Regions from separate parts of the Homo sapiens genome. Here region 2 is linked to region 1. Evidence: chromatin contacts called from ENCODE Hi-C or POLR2A ChIA-PET data. All regions are on one chromosome and are shown on one strand. The core of a region is the stretch at or near the end of the contact, and the rest is flanking DNA. Distances in the headings are between cores, read along the strand shown. Region 1 overlaps LOC105370507 (a long non-coding RNA gene). Region 2 has its middle 140 kb from the start of CDKN3.

Region 1 (3,796 bases), core at 858-3,357:
CTTTTATAAACCCATGGTAATTGAAAAAATTGTGACTGTGCCACATGCTACCTTTGTGATCTAAGTTTTCTTATGACTAAAATGGGGATGCTGGCCAGGTGCAGTGGCTCACACCTGTAATCCCAGCATTTTGGGAGGCCAAGATGGTTGAATCACCTGAGGTCAGGAGTTCGAGACCAACCTGACCAAAACGGTGAAACCCTGTCTCTACTAAAAATATAAAATTAGCCGGATGTGGTGGCACATGCCTGTAATCCCAGCTATTTGGGAGGCTGAGGCAGGAGAATCGCTTGAACCTGGGAGATGGAGGTTGTAGTGAGCCGAGATCGCGCCATTGCACTTTAGCCTGGGCAACAAGAGCAAAACTCTGTCTCAAAAATACAAATAAATAAATAATAAAGTAAAATAGGGATGCCATCTCCTATGATTATTATGGAAATTAAATGAGATACTGTATGTGACAATTTTATCCCAGTACCTGGCACATATAATAACACTTTAATAGTGCTATTACTGTTATAAACATTATTATTTATTGACTGACTTCATAGGGATACAAGTGAAAACATCCCCACTAATTTGACTTAGAGGAAACGCAGTCTCCCCTGCAAGTCCCTCTGAGGCTCCAGTCTTTGACTGAGATTGTCAGTTCGCACTAGGAAAAACAAGCCCATCTAGAGGAAACTACAAAAGAAAGTCATTTATTTTCACATAAATTGGATGGTAATTAGCTTCTCTAAGCTGAAGTCTAAATTCAAGAGCATTTAGAAATGAGCCTGCAGGTAAATATGACACAAGAGACTAGACTCCAAGCAGAGAACTCCATGTTTGCTCTCCTTCAGTGAGAATTCTGTTGATGTCAGAGGGTTAACAGAACTTTTAACAGTTGACTGGGGCCCTGGAGTTTTCATGATTTGGTCCACATTCAAAAATATAAAAGTCAGTGAAGCAAATGCTGTACAACAGAGGTTTTTCAGGGAAAAGGGATAAGCTTGATCCAAAAATATTTTGGAGGGTGGAGACATTCCAAGCATACCATTCCGTGCCTGTGCCAATGGAACGTGGGCACAGCACGGGAACAATGTTCAAGGCTGGAGAGCTTTAGAGTACCGGGGCAATTTTGAGTGAAAAACACAAAGAAGTGAGGAATATCCATCTCTGCCCCCATCACACACACACACACACACACACACTCAAACACACACACATACACACGCACACACACATACACACACACACAAACACACACACTCAACGCATACACATTTCCCTATTTACAGTAGAATTATAAATTCTGAGTAAATTTTAGGTTCACAAGCTATGGATTCCAAAGTTTTGTGCCAAATAATTATAGCTGCATCTTGCAGATGTACAGCTCTACTCTGATAACACACACACATTGAATTGGAAGGAGAGACTGGGTAAGTTCCAGTTATTACATTTCCATCCCAAACTGGAAATGACATTTTGTTTCTTTCCATTATCTTTGATGCTAAGTGGGTAAAACTGCCATAATGAAAATGTGTCACCTTAAAAAATCAACATAAATATGGACAGCTTTTCCATATTAATCATGAAAAGGGAGTAACTTCTAGCATGGAGGAATATATCCATTCCCTTTCCCAAATTCCTTGAATAAAGCATGTGTGCTTGTTTTCATGGTTGTATTTTCCTCATCAGTGTTTGTGATCCCTCAAAGCATGAAGGGATTTTGATTTTGAAAAATCCCTCATTATTCCCAAGAACTATATTGGCTGTAATTTGTGGGTAGAGTTGTATGTGGGTAGAAATTCATCTTCATTCTTCTCTGTAGGTAATTTGAGGAAATGCTGAGGCACTTGGATACCCAAAAAGGACTGAAGATTTCTCAATATAAATTTTAGTTAAATGCCTTCCAAAAAATATTTTGCAGTGTATTTCACTAAAGACACAATCCCTGTTTTTCCTTGACTTTGATAATATATTTTACCAAAGAAGAGCAATTCAGTTTGTGCAAAAGAACCATTCATGAGGTTGCCTGGAGATAGAATGACTCAGTGTTTCTCAAAGGTGGGGCACAGCGCACCTCAATCAGAATCACCTGGGGAGCTTTGAAAACATCAGATTCCTGGGCCCCACTCCAGCTCTACTGAGTCAGGATCTCCCCGGGGTGGGACCTAGGCAGTTGCATATTTAATGAGCTCTACAGGTGATTCTTATGCATCTTAAGATGTAGAGGGTAATTATTAGTTCTGGTCATAAAAGGTAGTATTGCCTTCTGCTCAGGAGCTTCTCTGTCTTTGAAGAGAGGGTCAGTGGCATATTGCCTTTGAAAAAAAATTCAATTTAAACGAACAGCAAGTCATTTTCCCTCTTCTCAATACTTTATTCTAGCTGCGTTTTCCTCCACAGGTTCAATCATCCAGTCTCCTTCACATAGAATAGCATTTGGAGTTGAGCAGCTACGCAAAACATTTTACTGTTGGTCCTTTATTTCTGATGTCCCTGTGTTTCTGGTCAGTGACCATGATCTGAATTTTCAGAAAAAAAAAGGGATACATAGTAACAGCTTAGTCACCTGGTAGTCACGGATGTGGGATAGACCTGAATCTCTGACAGTATCTTATAGGGCTGTGGTTCTTGAGCTTTACTGCATTAGAATCACCTGGATTTAAAACTTTCAAAGTTTAGGCCATACCTCAGACCAAAGTCATCAGAATCTCTAAGGGTAGGGCCCAGACATCAGCTCCCTGGTGATTTTAATTTGAAACCAAGGCTAAGAACCATTGTCATAGGGCATCTGTAGAAAAATGAGGTCTTTAGAACCCTGGGGAAGATCATGAATATTTTCCGTTACAGATGGAACTTTTCTGATCTGTGGTACACTCTAGTAGGAGAAAATTTAGGAGATATTTCTTTATAGAGACTTGTTCCTGAGAGAGAATTTTTGTTTCTTCAGCATATTCAACTACTATTATGGGAGGTCCAGTGTGGAAGACTGAAGTTTGAATGTTGGAGGTGTGTAAAGTACACATGCATAGACATACCCACAGTGTGTACTACCCCTTCCCAGCTACAAAACCCTTCTATGCCAACACTTCACTTTGTCTGTGTCAGGATAATCTATGAAATTTATCAGTCTTTGGCTCTTTGCTGTCTTCTCAAGAGCCGGTAACAGATCTCCAGTGAGCTGAAACAGAGAAAGTTGTTTTAAACCATTGACTGCTTAATAAATTAGCACTAGATGGCTTTTAGTCTAATTTATCTCTGGGAGCCAGTTTCCCAGGGTATCAGAGCAATACCACAAGAAAAATTATTTCCATTAAACACCACAAAAATGTCTTTCCTGTGATACTTCACTGAAAGGGTGACATGTACGAGATTCTCAGTCACAAAACAGGAAAGAAATGTTTGAAAGTTAAATTAAAAAGTAAAGCACAGTTAAGATTTTATTGAGCTTAAACCCCATTCCTACCCCCTAAACATATAAATCTGTTCTGTGTTCTGTGTCTCCCACTCAGATGGGTGATAAATTTTGGATGCTGAATTCTTATGTCTCTAAAAATAACGTTTACCTAAAGTGAAGTGCAACATCTGGGTTTATTGGGGGAGCATGAAGTGGCCTTTCAGCTTAATTATTTGTGTGGTCAGGTTAGATTTCCCAACCCTGAAAATGATGCCAGTTTTGTTTCTCTTGGCCCCTGCCCACTACAGGTAAAGAGTCTGGTTCCACTAACTTTCCCATAGACCTGCTTCTTAATGCAGAATGTTACTATCGATGCCCTGACATTGAGGAAATGTAATATTTCCCATTTGC
Region 2 (3,796 bases), core at 801-3,300, 150 kb before region 1:
CTACCCAGGCACATGAATAACAAGAAAGCTGTCTGGAGGCTCGTGGAGGCCTTGATGTCTCCTGTTAATAGAGATAGTGGAACTGTTTTTTCTATGTTCTTAGGTTTCTGGGCATATTTTGAGAGGAGGGAAAGAGTTATAGGGTGACTATAAAGGGAATAATTCTGCAGATAGTTTTGAGCAATGCCATTACATAAATCATCTCTATTTAGTCATCTGAAAGAGCAAAGAGGACTATTTTAACTTCAGCTCCTTTTAATTCTCCATACAATAGAGGTACTAAGGGTGTTAGCAGAGTGGCCAAAAGTCAGGGAGCTTGAGTGAGGAGGGGAAGAAGGAAAGGTCTTGGGCATCCCCTGACTTTGAGTCCTGGACCCTGGCCCTAAGAACAGCCACACAGGCCTTTCCCCACAGCCTTGTCAGCCAACATCCCCCCAAACTGTGTCCCACTTAAAATAATGAATCCCAGAATCCCTTATTGGATTCAGCCAATCCACATGGTGTGGTTCGGCTTTTAAGAAGAATAAATCAACATTTAAAGCCTGCCTGGATTTATTGTAAACAGTCTCTCTCCACTAAAAATGGCCCACAGTGTGATTTGGCCCCGTGCTAGGATGGTGGCTCCATTTTGGAGCCACATTTGCCTTTAAAATAACACAGCCGTGAGCAAATGCACCTCACTGTTGGCTGCATGCATGTTTTCTTAGGAACTTGAAAGGGCTTCTCTCTGAGTCACCTTAGCTGCTCTTCTGAGTCATTTCTAGGGTTGAGAAGGAGAATGACAGAGAAGGGAGCAATGAGGCTGGGTGAGCAGCAGCCTCACTGTTGTTCTTGCCTGCTGTGACCTGTGACATGTGCTCAGATCTCCTCTGGCCTCGAGGAAACCCCTGGAAGGCGGTCTTCCCATCTACCAGGAAGGAGTAGACAGATTTTTCTACCAGTGCAAAAGGGTGTTCAGTGTGTATTGCAGGTTGCCCTGTAGCCTTCCCAAGACCAACTTTCCAAGACTGCCAGGCTTGATCCCCTTTGAGGCTGGTCCCAGGTGGGGGTGGCCTTCACCTGCAGCACCCATATACTCTGTAGCCAGCACAGGGAGGCTGCCTAAATCTCCTTACTTACCTATGAGGTATGCATAGATCTGAGGCTTGAGTCATGGTGGAACTTGTGACCTATCCCTGATCCCACTCTTTGTTTGTGATCTGGAGGCCCTCTCACATCCCCAGTTTCTGATAGAGTCTTTGCCTCAGTATCTGACTACTGCTCAGGCATATTACAAAGACATTACCTACCTGGTGAGATTTCTTACTAGAAATATGTTTTTCCAGTTAATGGTTCCCTGGAATCCGAATAGGTATATTTTAACATTGGCTTCACTATTTGTTAGTTTGGTGAATTAGGGCAAATTAACTTAATGTTTTGAAACCTCAATTTCTACAACCATATAACAGAGATTGCAATAGTGGTAACTAACTTCATAGGGCTGATGTGAGAATTAAATGAGGTAGTCTCTGTAAAGTACTTATCAGGGTACCTAGAACCCATTGAGTATTTAGTAAATGTTCCTATTATTATATCTTCATGAATGTAGAAATTAAGATGCACTCTTGAGACTCCCAGGGCATGACTGGCCCATTGCAAAACATCATAGCTACCATGAACATCTGAGTCTTCATAAGTGGACCTGGCCTTAAGTCCTCCTGGCAGGTGTATCATGCTGATCTCATGGCTGGTCTGTTCAGGAAGTTCATTGCTGGCTAAGGGAAGAGCTCCCCTCCCAGAGGCACATGGGCATCCCCTGGAGAGAAGATTCCAAATTTTCCAGCCAGTCTTCAGTCAGCTCTTTGGACCCAGGATCTGAGGCTACAGCAGTATTCAGACTTCTTAAACTATTTGAATAGCTGCTTCCTTCTGCATCCTTGGACACATTAAAAGCAGTGTACACATAAGACTCTTTGGCTAGTGTTCCCAAGCTGAGTCAGATTCTGGGTTGAAGGTGAGACACAAAATAGCAAACAGAAGCAAGGCAGACAGGCACTCACACCTGGGTGCTAGGAATGAACAAAACAGATGCCCAGAAAGTCGGGAAGAATTTGTCTGTGAACACAGAGTCTTCTGGATTTACCATTTTGATTCCAGCAGCTCCTAGAAGACTTTCAAAGTGAAGGAGTGCCCCCTTAGGATTGCTGAAGTGACCAAGCACCTGTGTGGGGAGCCACACCCAGCCATTCCTAAGAGGACTCTGATTTATGGAGAGAGGGATTCAGAGCTCAGCTGCATTCTTGTGGCTGGGATCAAAAGGGCTTTCTCACTGACCACAGATCATATCCCGGCAATTCTCCCCAGACAGAACATTCCTGAGAATGAATGTGGTCTTGACCACAGCCCATGGGGTGGAGTAAAACTGGGAGGGTACATACCTGGGAGGATGGCATTTTTAATAGTCTAAAACAAAGGTTTATGTACCCCCAGACCAGATTTGGAGAACGTTGTACTCTCCCCTTCTTGCCTAGGCATAACCTGTTTAGTGGAAAATGAGCTAAACTGAATTTTCATCCTGACAGATTACTTTACTTCTTTGGGACTTAGTTTCTTTGTTGAAATGGGAATGTTTGATTCTAATCAGAGGGACCATTTTTAGGTGGTTTGCCACAGTCCTCACCTTTCCATATTGTCTCATATATGGCTTGCTTCACTCCTTTCCAGTACCTCTCTGACCCCATTAAGAATTTGAATTTGTAGCCTCTGGACTGGATAATCTGTAAGCCCTTTTCCCCTCACTTTCCAGCTGCAACATTCTTGAAAATCATAGTTATGAGTAGACTATTTAAAATAACTGTCTAGTTGAGATGTGTATGTGTCTTCTGGAACGAGGAATGGACACAGCTGGGACTGGGAGTGGGGTGCCTGCTGGTGGAGTCATGTCTGGCAATCCCAAAGCAGAAAAGAGTGCCAGCGTTAAGTGGGAAAACCTGCCTACGGGACTGACACATCCAAGATAATCCACTGTTTGCTTTTCCAGAGTATTCTCAAGAGTTGGCTTGCTCACTTGTTCCAGGGCAACTTGTCCCTGAAAGGGTCAGCAAAATTGTGCTTTCTCCTTTGACGGGGTGTGTGAGCCTGGCAGAGAGAAGAAAGGGATGAGGGATTCTGAACTTTCTTCTGCCAGCCAGCATCACTTATGTGAATTTCAGTTGTCTATGTCTGTAATAAGAAGGAAAAAAAATGCTCAGTATAATTGGATCTCCAAATCCAAATCCATTTTGGAAGATACTGTACCCAAAATGAGCTGGTATAAGGCAGAGGGGGCTGCCCAGGCCTCCCTTTGTTTTTCTTCCATTCCTGATGAAGTCACAGCCAAGAATTTTGTTTGATGAGGAAGTAAATTATATCATATGTGTAGGTCTTTAGAGATAGTACCAGCCATATTTGAAGGACTTTTAACACAAACATTAATATTTATATCTGGCCTGTGGGTTCTATTTGTGGCACAATAGCCTGAACTTAGATAAGAATCCTGTAGATAAGAAGAAAGTTTATGCTTTAGTTAATGAGAGATTTCTCGCCTGCCCTTCCTAATGGACTCAGCAGTTGGCAATTACGTCGTGCTGATAACTGGCCTCTCTCGGCTCCCCAAGCATGGAGCCAAGAGAAGGGGTATGGTGGAGGGGGCTGATAGACAGGGAAGAGTCCTGTAGAGTAAAGAGAATATTATATGATAAATGGCTCCTAGCTCACAGAGTGGTATCCAAAACTCAAGAAAAAGAATATTCTGAATACTGAACCATTAACTGAGGGA

What was found. Hi-C counts contacts between places; a loop is a spot of excess contacts on that map. ChIA-PET counts read pairs that join two places held with the same protein, here RNA polymerase II (POLR2A). Pooled maps may share reads with other maps.
Region 2: a map of PC-9 shows a loop between it and region 1 (11-fold over the local background). The contact joins two enhancer-like sites. A Hi-C loop is called at or near these places in 3 of 168 maps with a recorded cell type or tissue (PC-3, PC-9 and mammary epithelial cell) and 3 of 50 pooled maps. POLR2A ChIA-PET finds 5 or more read pairs at or near these places in 2 of 52 experiments (MCF 10A and PC-3).

What each region holds. Positions count from the first base shown.
Region 1 is chr14:54,104,407-54,108,202 of GRCh38, reverse strand. The region is part of intron 4 of LOC105370507 (a long non-coding RNA gene); the gene reads left to right. Among named protein-coding and RNA genes, the nearest start is that of BMP4, 150 kb to the right of the region's middle. Within about 2 kb of position 2,107, at least 7 of the 41 ENCODE cell types and tissues checked have a DNase peak (open chromatin) inside an H3K27ac peak, as active enhancers do; they include PC-3, PC-9 and mammary epithelial cell, where a contact is called at or near this core.
Region 2 is chr14:54,250,710-54,254,505 of GRCh38, reverse strand. No RefSeq gene overlaps it. Among named protein-coding and RNA genes, the nearest start is that of CDKN3, 140 kb to the left of the region's middle. RefSeq lists an enhancer at 1,727-2,926. Within about 2 kb of position 2,050, at least 5 of the 41 ENCODE cell types and tissues checked have a DNase peak (open chromatin) inside an H3K27ac peak, as active enhancers do; they include PC-3, PC-9 and mammary epithelial cell, where a contact is called at or near this core.